Regions from separate parts of the Mus musculus genome. Here region 1 is linked to region 2. Evidence: chromatin loops called from intact Hi-C (ENCODE). Cell type or tissue: gastrocnemius. All regions are shown on one strand. Links, peaks and the distances in the headings refer to the core of each region. The heading gives the core; the rest is flanking DNA.

What was found. A loop is a pair of places that touch in the nucleus more often than their neighbours do. Peaks named below come from ENCODE experiments on the same cell type or tissue, not always from the same donor. Only the 100,000 strongest peaks of a DNase experiment are listed, where the experiment ranks them.
Region 1: a loop joins it to region 2, with 3 times the contacts of the local background. A loop is called at or near these places in 15 of 42 quality-filtered maps.

Annotation. Positions count from the first base shown.
Region 1 is chr8:124,362,555-124,372,407 of GRCm38, forward strand. It overlaps Pgbd5 (piggyBac transposable element derived 5), which reads right to left. Exons shown (of 7, transcript NM_171824.2): 6 at 9,298-9,403; 7 at 6,495-8,132. The coding sequence ends at 7,937. Among named protein-coding and RNA genes, the nearest start is that of Pgbd5, 66 kb to the right of the region's middle. In gastrocnemius, for the core only: a CTCF peak has its summit at 5,873 (motif pointing left); a DNase peak (open chromatin) is centred at 5,858.
Region 2 is chr8:124,047,797-124,057,955 of GRCm38, forward strand. It overlaps Gm29897 (a long non-coding RNA gene), which reads left to right and starts at 1,666. Exons shown (of 4, transcript XR_388188.3): 1 at 1,666-2,814. It overlaps Urb2 (URB2 ribosome biogenesis 2 homolog (S. cerevisiae)), which reads left to right. Exons shown (of 10, transcript NM_001368414.1): 10 at 1-709. In gastrocnemius, for the core only: no CTCF peak of the experiment used is centred there; DNase peaks (open chromatin) are centred at 4,487 and 8,726.

The sequences.
Region 1 (9,853 bases), core at 1,854-9,853, 320 kb after region 2:
TGTGTAAGAGAGCATTTGCCCTGATACCCAAAAGTATCCATGTGGGCTCTGGAGAAACAGCTAAGGCCCCTCAGAGGTACCAACCTGCAACAAAGCTTTCCTACGCAGACAGCCTCTGCCCTCTTGCTCAGTCGTACCCTCCTTCATTTGAATTTCAGGCTCTCCCCACCCTGACCTCAAAGCAGGCTTTCTTCCCTCTACATCAGAAAACTTCATGACTACTTTGAGTTTTGCTCAAGAGGAAATGGAGCAAGTCTTCCTTGCCTCCTGCGGGCCCCAGTTGCCTACTCTTCGCTATTTACAGCTCAAGGGCCCAAGAGCCCAATGCCGGCTGAGAGCAATTGAGCAGAGAGAGGCCTGTGGTGACCTTCCCACGGCCCTTTCTCAGGTATAGCAAGTGGGAAGAGCTCTCTTCCTCCCCGGGAAGACAATTAGTTCCTTGAGATCCACTTCGCAAGATCTCTTGACCCAGGAGTTCTGGCAGGAGCTCCTGCTCTCGTTCCCTTAGGAAACATCTCCTGCCAGCCACCTCCACCCAGCCGTAGGAAGTCAGTGACCGACTGAAGCCCGCTCCCTGATTCTCCTTGTTCGCAATGGCGGTGGGGCTGACGGGGTTCGACCATGCTAGTTGTTGGGGTGTCCCCTTGCTCAGAAGGAGCCCTTACCAGATTATCACGGCATTCTACAAGTCTTCGATTTGTAGTCAGATGTACACCCTTAAGTAGGCGTCTCCAAACTGAACAGGAGAAGCCAGGAAATGTGATGGGGGTGCTGGGAGTCATCTAGGGGGTCACTGAACTCCTTCTCTGGGCTGGACAAAGAACTGAACATCCAGGAGACACCATGGAAAAAAGAAAAGTAACGGCTTCGCTCCTTCGGGCTGGAGAAACCCCGTGGGAGTCCGCTCCGGCCTGGGTATTTTATAAATCCCCAAGTCTTCCTCTCGCCCCTATTGGTCCTGTTTAGATACCCACCCCCCACGCCTTCTCGCAATGACTTCTGGGAACAAGAAGCCGCCCTCTCAGAGAGCCTCATTTTCCTTTTCTTGTCTACGTATGTCCCTCTAACTCTCCTTCAACCAGAGGAATCCCGGGGAAGGAGAGCAAAGGTGGAGATAGAAAGAAGGTGCTGCAGAGATGCGGACAGGACCGGAGAGGGAAGAGATCAAGAACGGGAGCTGGAGACAGTCACCGTTTGTTTAAAAGTTATCATCAGCATATACAGAGAGCGGTGAAGGTAAACTCTGCACTTACTGGGAGCTTAAAAATCACTGAAATTAAAAAAAAAAAAAAAAAAAAAAAGGTTTAGAAACATCTTTGGCCAGCAGGAAACCTACAAGCATTGTTATAATGTATTGCAAAAATATTTTAAAGGTGGAGCTCGAGAAATGGCTCAGAAGTTAAGAACCCTCACAGCTCTTGCAGAGGACCAGTGTTCAGTTCCCAGCACCCACAGTGAGTTGCTCAAAACTACTTGTAATTCTAGCACCAGGGGATCCGTTGTCTTCTTCTGGCCCCTCTGTGTTTTGGCACACAATAGAAAAACAAGTGTGCGTGCATGCATACACACACACACATGCACACTGAAAATTATTAAAATAAATATTTTAATGTCCTATTTTATGAAAGATGTGCTGCTCAGAATCATTTTTAGTTTATGAGCAAGAGGCATGAGTTATTTCCCTGTATGTATGTATGTATGTATGTATGTTTGTATGTGTCTATGTGTGTATGTATATATGTGTGTATGTATGTATGTATGTATGTGTCTATGTGTGTATGTATGTATGTGCCTATGTGTGTATGTATGTATTTATGTATGTGTCTATGTGTGTATGTATGTATGTGGCTATGTGTATATGTATGTATGTATGTATGTGTGTGTGTGTGTGTATGTATCTGCACCCTGCATGCATGTATATTTCCCAGCATGTATGCCTGATGCCAGCAGAGGTTTAATGCAGATTATTGGATTTATTGGATCTCGAGTTACAAATGATTGGTTGTGAGCCACCTTATGGGTGCTAGGTACTAGGGCCAGATCCTATACAAGAGCAACAACTGCTCTTAACCATGAAGCCATCTGTGATAGTTTGTATATACTTGGCCCAGGGAGTGGCACTGTTAGGAGGTGTGGCCTTGCTGGAGTAGGTGTGTCACTGGGTGTGGGCTTTAAGACCCTCATCCTAGCTGCCTGGAAACCAGTCTTCTCCTAGCAGCCTTCAGATGAAGATGTAGAACTCTTAGCTCCTCCTCCACATGCCTGCCTGGACACTGCCATGCTCCCACCTTGATGATAATGGACTGAACCTCTGGTCCTGTAAGCCAGTCCCAATTAAATGTTCTTATAAGAGTTGCGTTGGTCATGATGTCTGTTCATAGCAGTAAAACCCTAACTAAGACACCATCTCTCCAGTCCTCAAAATACTTTTGTTCTCTTGCAATAAAATATAAAACCAGAACCCTGGAAAATGAAATCATCCTCTTCACGAGCCATTGTTAATAGCAACAGTTCCTGTTCACTGTGGCCTTCTAGGATGTTCACCAAGGCCCAGCTGTACCCCTCTCATTTATTTGAACTTCAGTCAAGAAGGACTTCCCTGGGTTGACTTAGTAATTAGGATTTCTCTTGGAAAAGGTATTATGCAAATCCCCAGGTGTCTAGATCACAGGTGATTGGCCAAGTCACTCAAGAGCCCTGACACTGGGCAAGGGGCTCCCTTTCAAATCTCCTTTGCTCACACATCATCTTTGGGTCTGTGCACTTGTGACTGTGGTACCTGTGGGGACAAAGGGTGCAAGGGCCAACAGGGCAGAGGTCATGGGAACTGCTAGCATCCAGAACAGTCTATGATTAGAAGGAGATGGGAAGTGAAGTCCCATCGTGACTACTCCCCAAGAATGGGCAGGAACCTCCACCCCAAGGAGAAGGCTCAGAAGACAGTGCTCTCGGGTCCAGGCTGTGTTCAAGGTGTTAGTTCATACACCCCTTAAGGAAGGAGAGCATGGCTCAGGATAGGCTGCCTAAGTCACCGTTTGTGAGCTAGGTATTCCTATGAGCCCAGAGCCAGGGCTTGACTTCCTGGACATATCTTTTCCTTGGGGTACCCAAGCCCAGGCCTACAGATGGATTTAAAATCACCTTCTACTCACTGGATGCCAATGTTCCTTAAAAGCAACTTGCAGGGCCAGTTGCCTCTGGCAAGTTGTCCCCAGTCTCTGACTTCATGCTAGATACTTCCCCAATGCTGAAGGCTGCCTCCCAGTAACAACCAAGCATCAGACTCCATCCAGCCCTGGGGCCACTCAAATCTGACACCATTTCAAAGATGATCAAGAAACCCAGAGGCCAACATACTGATCCTCCAGGGTCAGTGCTGACCACGTTTCAGCCCCAGATCTGTCACCCTTCCCTTTCCACTTGGCTTCAGTGTGGCTCTCCCATCCTGGTGATATGGGAACCCCTTGGTGGTCATTGGCTCTGGTTGTAGGTGAGGCCAAGACTGGAAACCTGGTTTGACTGTTAGGATCCCAGAGAACCTTGCCTGCCTGTTTAGGTGGACAGTGTCCTCCTACGGATTCAGATTTTGCTTGGCTCTGTGGCATCAGAGCAAAATGACCATAAAAAATATATAAATTAAAATAACCTCAAGTAGAAATCCTGCCACAGCCCTCAACCCCAGATCCTTACCTTATACCTAAAAATGCATCCAACTGAATCCATCCATCCATTGCAAAGCTCAAGGAGCCTCCAGGTGATCTTTAAAAATATTTATGTGCATGTGTGTGCATATGCAGGTGTGTGTGCATATGCATGTGTGTGTGCATATGCAGGTGTGTGTGCATGCACTTTTTGAGTGCAGGTTTCTGCAGAGTTCAGAATGTGCGTGTAGGATTCCTGGAGTTGGAGTTATAGGTTCTTATGAACTACCTAGTGTGGGTGCTGGGAACTGAATTTGGGTCCTCTGTAAGAGCAGCAAATTTTTTTTTTTTTAAGATTTATTTTTTTTTAAAGATTTATTTATTTATTATATGTAAGTACACTGTAGTTGTCTTCAGACACACCAGAAGAGGGCATCAGATCTCATTACAGGTGGTTGTGAGCCACCATGTGGTTGCTGGGATTTGAACTTCGGACCTTCGGAAGAGCAGTCGGGTGCTCTTACCCACTGAGCCATCTCACCAGCCCCGCAGCAAATGTTCTTAACTGCTAAGCCACCTCTCTAGACCCAGATGTCTATCGGTCTGTCTGTCTGTCTGTCTCTCTCTCTGCAACATTAGAAGGAAACTTACAGTAAAACAAAACAAAAAACCCTAAATTTTCTCTGCCTTATTAATCGTTTTGTTTTGTTTTTTGTTTTTTTAACCTGTGTGTTTATACTTAGCTTTTGTGTACACATTGGGTAGGAAGAGAGGGCCTTGCCCAGGGCCTGTCAACTACCTGTTTGTGTTAACCCATTGCAGGCAGGCCACACACAAACAGAACATGACCTGTACTCTTAATGAGCCCAGAGGAAGTGGGATCTATCCCACCTGCATCACAGGAAGTGCCCATGGTGCTGCCCACCCGCCCTTGTGGTAATGGCCGCATACACACTCCTGCACCCACACAGTCAGGTGCTGAACCTGGCTTCTGGGAAGCCGCCACCCATGGCCTGGCTGTAGATGAGAGATCTGAACCCTTCGGGCCTTGGGTCGGGGTAGTGTCCATCTGGACGCCTGCATACAGATTATTCCATCTTGGTGGTTGGCCTCCCTGGCTAGCAGCCAAGGAGTTTCTGCCTAGGATGACCCACCTAAGTATTCAAAGATGACCCAATGACCATAGAAGACAATGTCCCAGTTTGAGGCTCTTGTCGGGCAAATACTGAACCTGGAAAGGAAAGTGGCAAATACATAACTTTTTACAATCTGAGCTGAGTTCACACTACAACCTCAGAGCCTGAGCTGCTTCGAGCCTCGAGAGCCAGGTGCCTTGAAGAAATGGGAGGGTCTGGAACACATGGGTCTTTCACTTCTGTGCCTGCTAACAAAGAACATGCTTAAATGGAGAGAGGCCTCACTGACCGTGGGATGCGGACATGCCACCGGCCCCATGTATTCTTCCAGGCCTGCGGAGGTGGTGGCTTATGGGGTATGCAGGAAGGATTTGGGTCTTGTGCATCTTCAGTGTCCTCTCCAAGGCTGAGATTTGAAGACATTTTCCTCTGTCTATGGCACTCCTGGGAGGTGGCAGAACCTTTAGGAAGGGTGTCTAGTGGAACAGGGTATGCCCTTGAAGAGGGATCCTGGGCCTGGGCTCTATCCTTCCTCCCTCCCCTCTTTCCTGCCTGTCATGACGTCAACATCTTTGTTATACCATGTCCTCTTGTCAAGAAATTCTGCCTTAACCCAAAGCAGAAAGAGCCAATGCTAGTACAATGTGCAGAGTGAACTAAATAAACACTGTCCTCCAATCTAGGGGACCAGCCTTTGTCTTGGTGACAGGAAGCTGACATAAGGGCCTCTCTCCCTGGTCACTGGGGTTATCTGATTCCTGAAAAGCCAGTGTCTGCTTGAAGACCAAGAGAAGCTGTGAGTCCTGACATCTTACCAATGCTGTGGAGGCAAGGTCTAGGTCTGGAAGGCTTTCTAAACCCATACCACATGCCATTCTGACCTTCATGAAAAAAGAAAAGCTCTTCAACTTACAGATGCCTCACAGGCTGCAGTGCCCCTCCCGCCACTGCCTAGCTACCATTCCCCCCCACCCCACCCCCACACCGCTATTTACAGAACAGGTGGCAAGAGAGCCACCAACAGCACCTCTAACCTAGGAAGGCTCCAGCAGTCGACAGTCTGTAGAACATCGCCACCTGCTGGTCTCAGGTGCACACTACAGTCTGTGGGAGACTCAACAGTTCCTATCCACCCTTCAGCAGGGAATATATTTCTGAACCCCAAGACCCTCCGTGGGTGCTAGAATTACACGCTATGTTTCTTCCTTTACGTACACTCTTGGGATAAAGTTTAATTAGTCACAGAAAGAAGTTAACGATAAAATACAACAACTGTAGCAATGTGCTGTAATAAAAACTTACAACTTATGGATTCTTTGTTTCTGTAATTTTCCATTTAGTATTTTTTGGATCACAGTTGACCTCAGGTAACCAAGACTAAAAATAATGGGGGGGGGCCTGAACAACTACACTCAGAACTGCTACTAACATTCACCCACGTGTGTATATGTGTGTGTATATATATATATATATATATATATATATATATATATATATACATATATATATATATATATGAATACATACATATATATGTATATATATGTATATAAAATATATTCACACATCAAATCCTAACTGGTTTCTTTTTATAAACTGTTCAATGTTTCAAGATTCTAAGAACAGTTCAGCTCATACGTTCCTGGTCACCCATGGGAAAGCAAGTTCAAGGGGAACAGCTCTCTAACTCTTTGAAACAAAATCACATACTAACAGCCGACATCTAAATAGACTTTTATTTTTTATTTTTCTTGTTTGGACAGAAAAGAAAAAGTCATTGGCCTTCATTAGGCTCCCTAAGCGTTGGAAACACCTGAACTCAGGAAGAGTGGGCCTTGTAGAAAAGCATCACAAATTGAAAATATATTTCTCCGTGTGGTGAAAGTGCTTTTGATCCCATTAAGGGTACAGCAAAGGTTATCTTAAACACAAACTGAAGTTGGGCCTGTGATCTGTGGCATTGCGGGTCCCACCGCAGGCGAGGGTGCTTGTGGAGAGAGTGGACACAGATGTGACAAGGTGTGGAGAGCATTCTGCTGCCAGCCACGCCTCGGCTCACTGAAAGGATGAGGAAGTGCCCCAAAGCCCCTGCCGAGGACAGTCTGCATCTGGGGACATTAGGTGCCATTAGATCAGGAGGAAGGGCTGCAAGGTGTGGAAAAATCCTTGTATCCCATCTGTGGGGACAGTGGGCCCACCTTGAGGCTCAGGCTCCATGGAGAGATGTCAACCTCTGGTGGGAAGGACCTGGGCCTATGGGAGATCCCACAGGGTCAGTCCCCAGCCAGGGCCTCCTAATCCTGCTGTGACTTTCTAGGGGACCCCATTCTCACAGACAGAGGGAGGTGAAGGATTTTGTTTTCATGATGCTATAGAGTTCTCAAGACAGGTAATTCTGCCAACAGTGACAAGGTGACAGAGTATTCAGTCTGCAGGCTCCCCAGGCCTTGGTAGCCATAGCTAGCTACATCTGTCCTGGAAGCCAGCGGCCCTTCCTAACCTGCCACAGGCCAGAAACAGAACTGTGATCATGCAGGGAGCTGTGAAGGTATGTGGTGTCAGAGAGTGGGGAGTGGGGGGCACATCTGTTCACAGTAGACCTTAAGCAACAGTAGGGAATTAACCTGAAGATACATTGAAAACAAAACAAAACAAAACAACCAACCAAAACAAAAAAAAAAAACAAAAACCCGGCATTGTTCTCCCCTCCTCGCCCTGCTCGCTGCAGTCCCGTGGAGGACAGAACAGGAGCACCCTGTTTACAGTCAGCAAGCTGCAGCCGCCCCTGCCCCCCCTGGCTCTGAGTTTTAATGGCACCACACTGCATCTCTTCTTCCAAGGGAGCCATCTAAGCTGATCTCATGGGAGAGTGCTAGGAACCCATGCCCCGGATGCTGTGGGGTGGCACCGAGGGGTCCATTTTGTAAGCTTGCCTGGTCTGAACTTGAGCCCGTCATGATCTTTCACACTCTGGAAAGCGGAGCACGGTCCACTGGTCCTACTGCTGGTACCTTCCGAGGTCACCTGTATCAGGCTCTGGGGAGCCACCCTTTGTGGGGGGTGATGTGGAAAGCAGACTTCTGACCACACATGAGCCCTCCAGCCAGCAGGCAGGTGACAGGCTCCTTCCTTGTCCCTGACACCCCTGGGCCAGCAGTCTCAGTGGGCTGGCGATGAGTCCTCCAAGCCCAGCAACTCCCTGACAAGTCTCTCTCCGAACTGTGCCCGGCTGTACTTCTTCACGTGGTAGGCGTCTGACATTTTGTACAGGATGTAGGCGTTGTTGACGGCGATGCTGATGGCGAACCAGAACACTTGCTGCCACGTCTTGTTTGGCTTGTGAGAGATGAAATACCTGGGAAGAGGAGGAGGCACGGCGCTGTGTAGCTGTTCCCTGAGGTTTACGCGCCCCCCTCATTAGGACTTAGCAAGTGAATAAAACCCACAAGACTGAGGGAACTCTTTAATATGTCACTAGTGTCCAGTGGAGGAGAGCAGGTGTTTGTCCACATCTCCTCAGAAAAGTCTCACAATGGGCATGCTGGTTATAGCTCTCAGGGGAGAGAAGCCTAGAGGCTGAGTGTCAGGCCAGTGCATCTGAAGAACTCCCTTCTGGTGATGCACTGGGAACCAGCTGTGGGCGGGGCTCAGGGGCGGGGCTATGACAGGCCCTGCCCCATCCTCCAGCATCTGCCTTCTCAGGGCCCTTCTCTCAGCCCATCCACATCTAAATGCTTAATCCCTCAGTTCCAGGCCTCGTGATGTGTTCTCTCTCTCTTCTCAAATGTGCTCCTGTTAGCCATTTGTCTTCCCTCAGGGAAGACTCAGGACCCTGGGGCTGACCCTGAGGATACTACGCCCAGAGCCTTGATTCTCTTATCCTGTTTACTGCCTCTACATCTTGGCTACATCATATATGAAGACCACCGGGGAGTCCAGCTCTGGATGGACAAAGCCTAGAAGATAAAGGCTGAACTATGTGCCAAGATGCCCACCAATGGGGTATGAGCAGTGGCGGGTACCTCAGGTGGGGCTGGAGGCCTGGGATGTGAGTGGAGTGCAGGGATTTCTAGAGGAGATGGGTGTGTAGGCCACCTGTGGGCAGGACGAGGGCCCGAGACTACCTCATGGGTCCTCATGCCCCATATTTATGTTCTTCACTATGTCTGGGCTAACACAACCCTCCCTACACACCACTGCGATAGTGTTATAGTGTGTTGTCATGTTACCCCATGCACACTGGCCGGCCGCCCATGCACCCAGCAGCCGCCCAAACAACGGATGCCACTCGCAGGCACACTGGCCACCCAGGCACCCACTGGCTGCCCACACATCTGACATCACCTGAATGCACATCAGTCTCCCAAACACCAGATGCCACTCACACGTACACCATCCACCCACGCCCCCCCCAGCTGCCCACGCCCCCCAGCTGCCCATGCCCCCCCAGCTGCCCACGACCCCCCAGCTGCCCACGCACCCCCAGCTGCCCATGCCCCCCCAGCCGCCCACACACTCACTTGCTGTACTTATCGTCATATCTGCAGATGTAGCTGAGGTGAGCCGCAAAGGCCTCCACGGCCAGAGGGCAGGGGATTTCCCCACTCCTCCTCTTGATGATGACGCCTGTGGGGGAGACAGGAGCTCAGTCCCCATCCAGGCTGCCCAGTTCCTGGGCGTGGGGCATGGTGGGACACTGGACCAGCACCGTCCATCACGTGCTTCAGCAGAGCGGTGGGTGTGAGGAGGCATCGGAGGCAGACAAGTGCACAGTTATCTGCTACCTAGACTTGGTGGCTTCGTGAGCACAGGGACAATGACACAGTCACAGGCACATGCAGATGCTCCCGGGACAGGCCTGAGGAGAAGTGAGGGGAAGAAGGCTTCTCTTTCCCCTCTATATTGGATGACTTGGTCAGGGGCTGGGGGAGGGTGGGAATAGCGGCAGTGTCTCTGGGCTGTTCACAGCGTGGGTGGGATCATGTCTCAGAGGAACAAGGAGGCCAGCCCTTCCACCCCAGGCCCAACACGCTCACACCTCTCAGGGGCTGCTCCATGACCCCTTAGTTGCTCATC
Region 2 (10,159 bases), core at 806-8,805:
CCCAGCATTCAGGAGGCAGAGGGAGGTGGATCTCTGTGAGTTTGAGGCCAGCAAAGCCACACACAGAAACCTTGTATCGAAAACAAACAAACAAATAAACTTGGAAATGGGTTCTGAGATGAATTTAATGGAAAATTCCTGACCATTATGACTGTACCTAATGTGGTCCTTTCTTTCCTCTCTTCTGGCTGTGAACTGCGTAGAATTGGGTCTATAATTGAATCCTGTGTGAGTAATTCTGCTCTTTAAGTTAAATCAAGTTGCACAGAGACACTTTCCAGCTGCTACACTGTGCCGTCCTGTTGGGAATTCTAGTGGTGCTGGGGAACAGCCAGGGCCCAGCAGGGTGGTGTGCACTTGTCTGGTAGGGAAGTCCTCTAGCACAGGAGACAGGACTCCTGCTTGTTCCCACTTCAGTTTGAGAAGCTGATTACAAATCTTTTCCTACTCAGTTCAAAAATAACGTTAACAGTTCTTACGACCTAAGCAATATATCATAGTGGTCTTGATTATTAAGCCTTTATTATCGCTTGGAAATGTCTTGTTTTAGAGTCTTTGCTGTATATATATAGATACATATGTGCATATATATATATATATATATAGTAAATTGATCAAAAATGTGTTTTAAGGTTTCTTAATGTTTTCTTTTGTAATGGCTGTCATTATCTTAAGAGTTAATAAAAAAATTTGGTATTTTTTAATGTCACATAGTATTCTGCTGGGTAGACATAGTTGCTTCATCAAATAAGTTCCCCTCATTGTCAGATAAAGGAATCTTACATACTTTTCCTTTTATAAATATTGCCTATGGCTAGATTATTTTCTAAGACACATTCTTCTTTTTTCTTTCTTTCTTTTTTTTTTTTTTGTTTTTTTGTTTTTTTGTTTTTTTTTTTTTGTTGTTGTTGTTGTTGTTTTCGAGACAGGGTTTCTCTGTGTAACCCTGGCTGTCCTGGAACTCACTCTGTAGACCAGGCTGGCCTCAAACTCAGAAATCCGCCTGCCTCTGCCTCTCAAGTGATGGGATTAAAGGCGTGCGCCACCACTGTCTGGCTACTAAGACACATTCTCTTGAGCTGTTTATTTATTTTAGAGTACTGTCTTGTATTTTGAGACAGGATCTTATTCTACAGCCCAGGCTGACCTTGAGCTCAGTCCTTCTGCCTCAGTCTCCTAACATTTTGGGTAATAGGTAAGTACTGCCAGTTACCCTGACTTGAAAGCCATATCAGTTTTAACAGACTTGTGCATGTTGCCAACTTACCCTCTCAAAAGTATACACATTGATTTTCTCCAAGTGAATCTGTCACCATCTGACTTGTTTTATTACAGATAGGAATCGTGGGTAGGTGTCTTAGTCAGGGTTTCTATTCCTGTACAAACACCCTGACCAAGAAGCAAGTTGGGGAGGAATGGGTTTATTCAGCTTACACTTCGACATTGCTGTTCATCACCAAAGGAAGTCAGGACTGCAACTCAAGCAGGTTAGGAAGCAGGAGCTGATGCAGAGGCCATGGAGGGATGTTACTTAGTGGCTTGCTTCCCCTGGCTTGCTCAGCTTGCTTTCTTATAGAATCCAAGACTGCCAGCCCAAGGATAAGGGGCCCTCCCCCCTTGATCACTGATTGAGAAAATGCCTTACAGCTGGATCTCATGGAGGCATTTCCTGTGATAACTCCAGCCTGTGTTAAGTTGACAAACAAAACCAGCTAGTACAGTAGGCAATTCTGGTGCTGGCAGTCACCAGCCCTTGAGTGCCCCATGGAACTAGACCCAGAAGTTTATGGCTTCAACCCTAGAGAGCTGGAGACTCTAGGTTTTATAACTCTTAGAATTCTGGATATTGGTATTGAAGTTGAAGGCTTAACTCTGTGGTGTGCTTTAAGCACTTGACAGCTGTTACAATCCTTCACATCCAATAGCCATGAGCAATAGCATTAGGAAGTAGTGATATCCAACACTTGTTAGCCTTGGCTCTCACAGTAACCAGTATTGGAGCTCTCAGACCTAGTATGTCTAAGGTGCTTGGCCTTAACTATGGTTCTTGGACCTTAAGACTCTTGGTGTTTAAGCCTTGGAAGCTTTTTGAAACAGTCGGTGTGTAGGGCCTGCAGTTCTTCCTTTTCAGCTCTGTGCTGACTTTGTCATCTCTGCACTCTTTACTTTCTAGGAGGCTTTAGCTACCCTTCATTGTTGCTGTTGCTTCTGTTATTGTGACCGTCTTTGCCATCACTGCTGCCCTGCCTCTGCTTGCATCTCCTACGTTACCAGCTCAGCCTGTTCTTTTACTAACAATACCAAAAGCCAGCAAAAAGAGATTGCTTGAGCTAGGTATGTTGGTACATGCCCGCAGTCCCAGTACTTGGGAAGTAGAAGCAGAAGGATCAGGAGTTCAAGGTCATTCGTTCTCAGTGGGTTTGAGGCCAGCGTGGACTACATGAGATCTTGTCTCAGAGAACACCACCAGAGCCTGCTTACAAGGGGCCCTCCGTTGGACCTCATGTTCATTGTTGTAACACTAGGGTGCAACACAGAAGGGTGTTTGGGGATGACTCAAAGTCACCTGAATAGCCTGCCCTGTTTGTTTAGCCAGAAAAAGTTGTGGCAGGTATATTTGTACCAGTCACAGGCCTTCTCTGGCTACTAGGAGAGGTGCTCACCAACTGACCTAACTGCTAAACCTCACCCAACCTCACTGGAAAAGTTCATTGCAGCGTTTGATGTAACAAACATAGTTCCTTCTGGAGCCAGAGTCGTGTGCAACAAGCAGGTGTGATTGCAGTGGAGCTACCTCAAGGAGTAGTCGATGAGGTAGGTGACTGCCATAAACAGGATTAGGTTGGCTGCTTGGTTCTCAAGCCAGCTGGGTACTAGGAAAGGGTCTAATAGCTGTCAGGGAATCAAAGCACTCTGGTTCCAGCATCTTAGCTTGTTTAAAGGAAACGTAAACACTGAAGAGGTGCTTACAATAAAGTCAGTGGTGCTCTAATACTTAACAGTGCTCCCCTCTTGGTCAAATACTCTGAGAAAGGTTAGATTAGTTTATTGGTCTCAAATCAGGCTCCACCATCACCATCATTATTTTGAGACAAAATCTCTTGTAGCTCAGGCTGGCCTTGAACTTGCAGTGTTGTTGAGGACGACCTGAGACTTTCTTCTACTTCCTGAGTTCAGAGATACTAACAGTCATGCACCACCACACTTGATTCATATGGTCCTGAGTTTGAACACGGGCTCTACATGACAGGCAGTGGAGCTACATTCACAACAATATTTAAGAGTTTTTTGTTTCTGTTTTTAATAGTGTTATAGGATATTTGAAAAAGATTTACTTTTTTCTACTTTATGAAGTGTTTTGCCTGTATATATGTGTGTATACCTTGTATATGACTGGTCCCCAAGGAGGCCAGAAGAGGACACTGGAGCCTCTAGAACTGGAGTGACAGATGGCTATAAGCAGCCGTGTAAGGGCTATGAGCAGAACCCAGATCTTATGGATGAATAGCTAGTACTTTTAACTGCTGAGCTATCTCTACAGTCCCACAACATTAATTTTTATTGATTCTTTGATAAGGGAGCCATATCATTTTCTTTTTAATTTGTTTAATTGCTCAAAGTGTATTTTTTACATCACCTATTTAAGTTTATTCTGTAAAATTTGTTTACATAATAGTTTGTTTCTTATTTAGACTATTCTTTCTCACTGACTGTAGAATTCATTTCGTAAAGTCTTCTCATACCCTCGTTTCATTCAGTCAGAATGTAGACTTTTGAAAATGATTTTAAGGATAACCCATAAGAAATTTCTCTCCCATAAAAAATTTTGTTTTTGTTAACGTCTGATGTAGTCCAGGATTGTCTTGCTCTCCCTTGTGAAGTGTACACTGGCCTTGAATTTACACGATGCTCCTGTACAGTATCCCTAGTACTGGCTTAACAGGGAGCCCCACAATATACCGGACCTCACCATATCACACATTTAGTTTTCAAAACTACCTTTTCGAGTTACTCTAGGTGGAACAGATGTGAACTAGATATTTTAGATAGGAAAAGTGTGTTTTATACCTTAAACCTGATTTTATTCCTTGCTCTGGCTAATTCAGAAGGAAACAGCTTTGCGTGACTAGCTTGTCTCTTTTTCCCTTGCTTAGGCCTTCAGAACTGGGCAGCTAGAACTGGCTTTTAGTGGGAAAGTACCCTTTTGCTTCTTGCTATGTACTGACAGATTTCATTTTACTTAAGTTGCTTCAGGGGATGCGGAGATGTGCAGGGAGCATTATCAGTCTTTCAAGGCCTCCTGTTATTGACGATGGAACTGAGGCTATAATCTCTGGCCTGCTCTGCCCCACAACCTGATAGAGCAGTGTCTGATTTGTATTCTGTTGCAGGTTCATCAGATGACACAGGACAAGCCAAGCGATGATCTGCTCCTGGTTAATCAGTTGTAGGCACAGCAGTTCCTCAGGTGTCCTGATGGTGGTGCTGTGGTGCTGCTCAAGGACCTCTGTGGCCAGAGAACTTGCCCTTAGATTGAGGGGATTGAGGTCTTGAGCCTCCTCAACTGTGCTGTGCCGGAAGGGCAGCCCAGACAGGCTTCCATTCTAGAAGTGGTTATTCGTGCCTCAGCCACTTGGCTGACCCTAAACCTTTCCCTGCATGTGCTTTGATGTGCTTTGCTGATTCAGAGGGCAGAAGAGCATCTACCAGTGACACCTGTGGAGAGACTCAAACTAGGGTGGTCTGCCAGAGAGTCACAACACAGAGACCGAGGCAGAGGGACTGATGCTGGGGTAGTAACTCTGTAGACATGCTTTAGCTCAAACCCCAAGCCATTCAACAAGCACACACTATCCCTGCAAAAGCGAGGTGTGAGGATTCAGTTCTGGGGCAATGTTTACTTTCTAGCACAGCCATTGATAATGAGTGACAAAAGCAAGGCTGGGAGGGGAAACCTGCCTGTGTGGCAGGAGCTGACCCACAGAGTGCAGGTCGTTGACATACAAGAACTGGTGGAAATCACTTGTCCTGTTGTGGACATGTGGTGGGCGTTAGGTGTGAGGGGATCTGGGGCTGAAAGGCTCCACATGGGGATCCCTGCTCTTTCTTTGAAGGCACTGCTGGGGCCGTCAAGAATGGAGAGGGGGACACCAAAGGGGACATAGTCATTTGCTGCTCTCAGCTACTCCTCGTGCGCCACAGTAAATGATCTCTAGGGCCTGTCCTCTGCAGCTTTCTCTCCTCAGTTCCTCACAGACCCTGTCCTTTCCCGTTCACGTTCTCAGGGGCGCTTTCGAGGCAGGCCTCAGGGATTACTCTGATTTATTTCTGGTGTGCTTGTACCCTCTGAGCTCACTCTCTTTATTTGAGGCAGAATCTCATGCAGCTAGAGCTGACTTTGATTTGCTGCGGAGCCAGTGCTGACCTTGAACTCCTGATCCTCCTTCCTCAGCTGCTGAGATGCCAGGCTTGCACCAGGAGTGCCCAGCTCGCCGCTCCCACTTTTGTTTTAAAAAGCCCCTGTCCAGAGGCAGCTTTATCACTTCGTAATCCTCCATTCTCTTGAGCATCTTCTGAATGCTAATCCTCTGTTTTATATTTCACCTTCCCTTCCCGTACAGATATGTGGTAGGCACTGTGTAGTTTAAACGTTAATTCCCATCATTCTAGGATCTGCCATCTCCACTCTTCTAACTTCTAACGTCAGGCCTCAGCTCCCTGCCAGTGATTTCACCCATCCCCAGCCTCCTTTTTTGTTTCCTATGGGCATGCTGTTTACCTCGGGGTCTATCCTGGGACCCTGATGACACCCTGGACCTGAATCCCAAGATTGCCATCAAGCACTAATGGAGACCTTGTATTTGAGGTCCCTCCACTTCACATGCTCCCAGTTATCTTTTGGCTCACCCTTCCTCCCTCAGTTTCTCATGTGTTCCTTACTGCCATGTCCTCTGGCCCTCATTAGCACCCCCAGTCCAGCACCTTCTGTTGTTACTTTATTGAGATCCGAGTCCCCTAATGTCCTTTCATTCTCTCCCTCCAGGGGCCAGATCAGTTGTTTGTGGGTAGTGGTGAGCTTCCGTGATGGATTTTCTCCAAATCCCGCTTTCCTCTGCACTGGTCCAGCTGTCTCGGGAAAAGCCGCTCATCTGAGGAAGAGTCACCCACGAGGCAGCATAGCTTTTAGTTTATGGTTTTATGGTGAAGTTACGGTTGATTGTAGCATAAATGCTAAGAGAAGGCAAGAAGTGTAAAATGCTCTGTAGTGAATACAGCTGGTAAGAATGAGGAAAGGTTTAAAGGAGGACCCAGGGGCTGTTCCTCACTCCACCCCCTAGTCTCTCTGGATGTGAAAGCATGGGTGTCTGGGGTAAAAAGCTCTCAGCTGTAAAGCCATGGGAGGACAAGGTCCTAGCAAGGACCCCTGGCTTGGAGCACCTTGAGGGCATGGAGCACACAGGTGAGAAAGCTGACCTGGCATTGCAGCGTGTACCTGCTCTGCCTTCATGTCCTCATGGAGGAGGTGACCATTTTCAAGACTGAGTGAGTGTGTGGTGTCATAGGGCGCCCATTCCATCTGGGGCTTTGCTTCTCTGACTCCCCAGGCAGTTTGCCGTGGCCTGCAGTTAGCCGTGTCCCTTAGTCTAGCCCTGGCCCGTTTCTCATCTCACTTTCCCTTCTATTTCCAGACACCGAGTTCTGTGGTTCTAAGCCAGCCTGCCCAGCTGATTGTCCTTCCCGCATTCCGTCAGTTCTCTTGTTTTCACTGAGAACCCTGGATGGAAGTGCCCACTCTGCTGTGTGCACGATCTCAGGGCCCCAGCCTTGTAGAGGGAACTCAGTTTTCCTCTCTGGCCTCCTCATATAGGACCTCCCTGCGTTTCTGCTTGTTTCTAAGGTCCCTGAAGCACAAACTTTCTCCTCTCCTCACCCCTAAGGCTTCTCTTCCACTCCATTAGGTCACTAGCCACCTTTGGGCAAGTTCCTCTCAAGCTTTGGGTTTCTGCCCCTTGAACCAACTGTCATATCTTGAGCTGACAGCCTTATGGCATGCAGGTCCTCCGTGATATATCCTCCACAGTATTGTCTTACTCTTTCTTAGTCTAGCCTCCTCTTCTTGCCCCTGGTCCTCCATGCCAGTGACCATTTGTATCTGTAGGGGCTCTTTCCCTCTTAAAAGCAAAATGACTCTGGGCATGGTAGAGCCCACCTGCCATCCCAGCATTGAGAGACAGGCCGGAAGATGTGCAGTTCCAGGGCTGCCCAGTCTGCTCAGCAAGACGCTATCCTGTTCCCCAAACAGCAACAAAACTCAAGCAAACAAAAGAATCCTAAACCAAAGCAGAGTCTACCTGGGAGAACTGTAGTCTGGCCACTGCCGCCTCGGCCGTCCTACCCGTCCTCCCTACCCAAGATGGCCCCTGACTCTTGTGTTGCCTCATACAGTTTAATATGGCTTTGGAATCAGTGTTGTCTTGGGACAGTGGCAGGAGAAGGAGCAGCTGTGGAGCTTAGTAAGATCCAGACAGTACCAAGAACATGTGCTAAGCTGCCAGGCATCAAGAGAGTGAAGGTAGGTGAGAACTCAAGCTGGCTTGTAGCTGAGGATGACCTTGAACCTCAGCCTCAGCCCCGGACCCTCTCGTGTTTTAGTAAATGCTGCCCTAAACATTACACAAGAATGTGACAAATGGAGGAATAGAACACGGGACATCAGAAAGAACTAATCAGATAAAATCAGAACTTGGAACATTCTTCGAAACTTCAAATACCATGTCACGAAAGAAAGAAAAAAATTGGTACATACAGTTGTTTCAGACTGGGATATGTATAACCAGCAATCGTTCTGAAACCAGACTGGATTCCAGAAGAGAAGCAATCAGCCCCCTTTCTCTCCACCAACCATCACTAAACCAAAAGCCATAAGACAAACCCCGAGAGCCATCACTGTTGAAAGACAAGCAAGAACCAGGAAGTAAAGGGTGTCACGTGGTCTGAGAGCACCATGCAGGTAGCTTAAGGTTATTACCAGATAAAGTCCATGTATAAATATGTCCAAGTTTTGGTTGCAGAGTGGGATAGTGCTGTTCAGAGATGTGGCCTTCACTGCAGGTGGCTGGACTTGTTCCATCTTATCCCATGAGCAGAAGTGAGGCACAGGGCTCTTGCCTCGATTGGGGGCTGGGTTCTGTGGGTGTCTGTGGACCCTGAGGTTCTTCTCCAAAGTCAGAAGTTAATAGTGGAACAGTGACGAGGTCCCAGAAAGTGTGCTGCTCTAACCAGTGCCCTTGTGGTCTTCCTTCCTGTGTCACATACCTGGTGCCTCGGTTACTGTTCTGTTGCTGTGAAGAGATACAATGACCAAGGCGACTTATGAAAGAAAGCATTTAGTTGAGGGCTTGCTGAAAGTTTCAGAGGGTTAGTCCATGATCATCATGGCAGGGAGTGTGGCAGGTGGGCAGGCATGGCACTGGGACAGTAGCTAGGAGCTTATATCCTGATCAGCAGGCAGAAGAAGACTGAGCCTAGCACACCTCCTCCATCAAGGCTATACTTCCTAAACAGTGCACCAAGTGGGGACCAAGAATTCAGACTTGAGCCTCTGGGAGCCATTCTCATTCAAACCACTACACCCGAGTTCTGTCCCTACCTCTAGGCAATGAGAGCTGTGCCTTGGCATGGCAGAGGAAAGCCTTTCAGGCTCCTGATGTGGCATCTCAGTCCCCGCTGCGTCTGAGAGGCTGCTGCCAGTGGCAGGTGTTTGCTCTTTATGTGCCATCTTTTTCCAAATGGCTTGTGTTCTCGTAGCTCTCAAATCACTGTTGCTCTATCTTACTTTAGAAACACCTGAAAATCAACTGGTAGAAATGGGGTTTGTGCCAGTTCTGGCTTTCCCCCATCCAAATTGCACATTTACTGAGAATAGCTATCCCTCTCATTTCCATGGAACATGAGATTATCAACTACAATCAAGGGTGCTGTACACCTTTTGTATTTTCAATGTAGTTCTGATTTGGCGGTTTCTGGTAAAGTTTAATTTTGTTTTCATTGTGCTGAACTGGCAAGGGCTCTGTCCATTTTCCCCTTCCTTGGCAAGCAGATGTCAGAAATACTGGTAAGGAAATGTGACTCAGAACGGCTGTGCTCATTGGCCCTCACGGTTTCTATGTTTCTTAGTGACTTCCGCAGCACTCCCTACATAAAGACACAGCTGTACAATAACTGTGCCTGCCACCCTCGTGGCCTTAGCCCAGTATGTTTTCAGGCTATGAGGAAACTTTGCCTTCTGCACAGACAAGGCCATCTTGAGGATGGCGAAGACCAGAGGACATATCCTGAGTTCTGGGCTTGAGGGCTGCACCTTCTAGGACAGCCATGGACTATACAGTGCCCCAAACATTTTGGAAACCCCTCCCTCTCCTGGCTGTTAGGTGGGGCCATGTGGATCTGACAGGTGAGTATTCTGAGCTGGAGCATAACCGGAACTTTCAGCCTTTGCTTCTGTCTGAGAGAGGCAGGATGCAGGTGTGGGACGGCTCAACTACCTGGTGGCCTCAAACCATCTGCACCTGCTGTGCCCAGGTGCATGGGAAGTGAGGCCAGCACGGAGAGTCAGCTTGCTGCTGTGCAGGCTTCCCCTGCGCCCAGGTTTCTAAGGAAGTGTGGGCTCTCTGCCATGCTGCAGGGTAAAGCACATCCCAGGGCTGAAGTCTGGAGTCAGCTGCTGACACCTGGGCCAGCTGCTGACACCTGGGTCCCCTAACCCTTACTGACATCCATTTCCGCTCACTCTTCCAGGACCATCCTTTCACTCTGTGGGACAGGGACTTCAGCAGGCATGCATTGCTCTGCCAATCGCCTCTGCCTGTGGAGCAGCAACTTAAAAGTGCTTGAAAGAAAGGAAGTGAATTGTGAATTCTGTTTTTTCTTTTTTAAAGATTTATTTTATGTATATGAGTACACTGTGGATGTCTTCAGACACATAAGAAGAGGGCATCAAATCCTACTCCAGATGATTTTGAGCCACCATGTGGTTGCTGGGAATTGAACACAGGACTTCTGGAAGAGCAGTCAGTACTCATAACGTTGAGCCAACTCTCCAGCCCAAGTTCTGTTTTTCCTCTTAAGACAGGCTGTCATGAATCAGACTAGTCTTGAA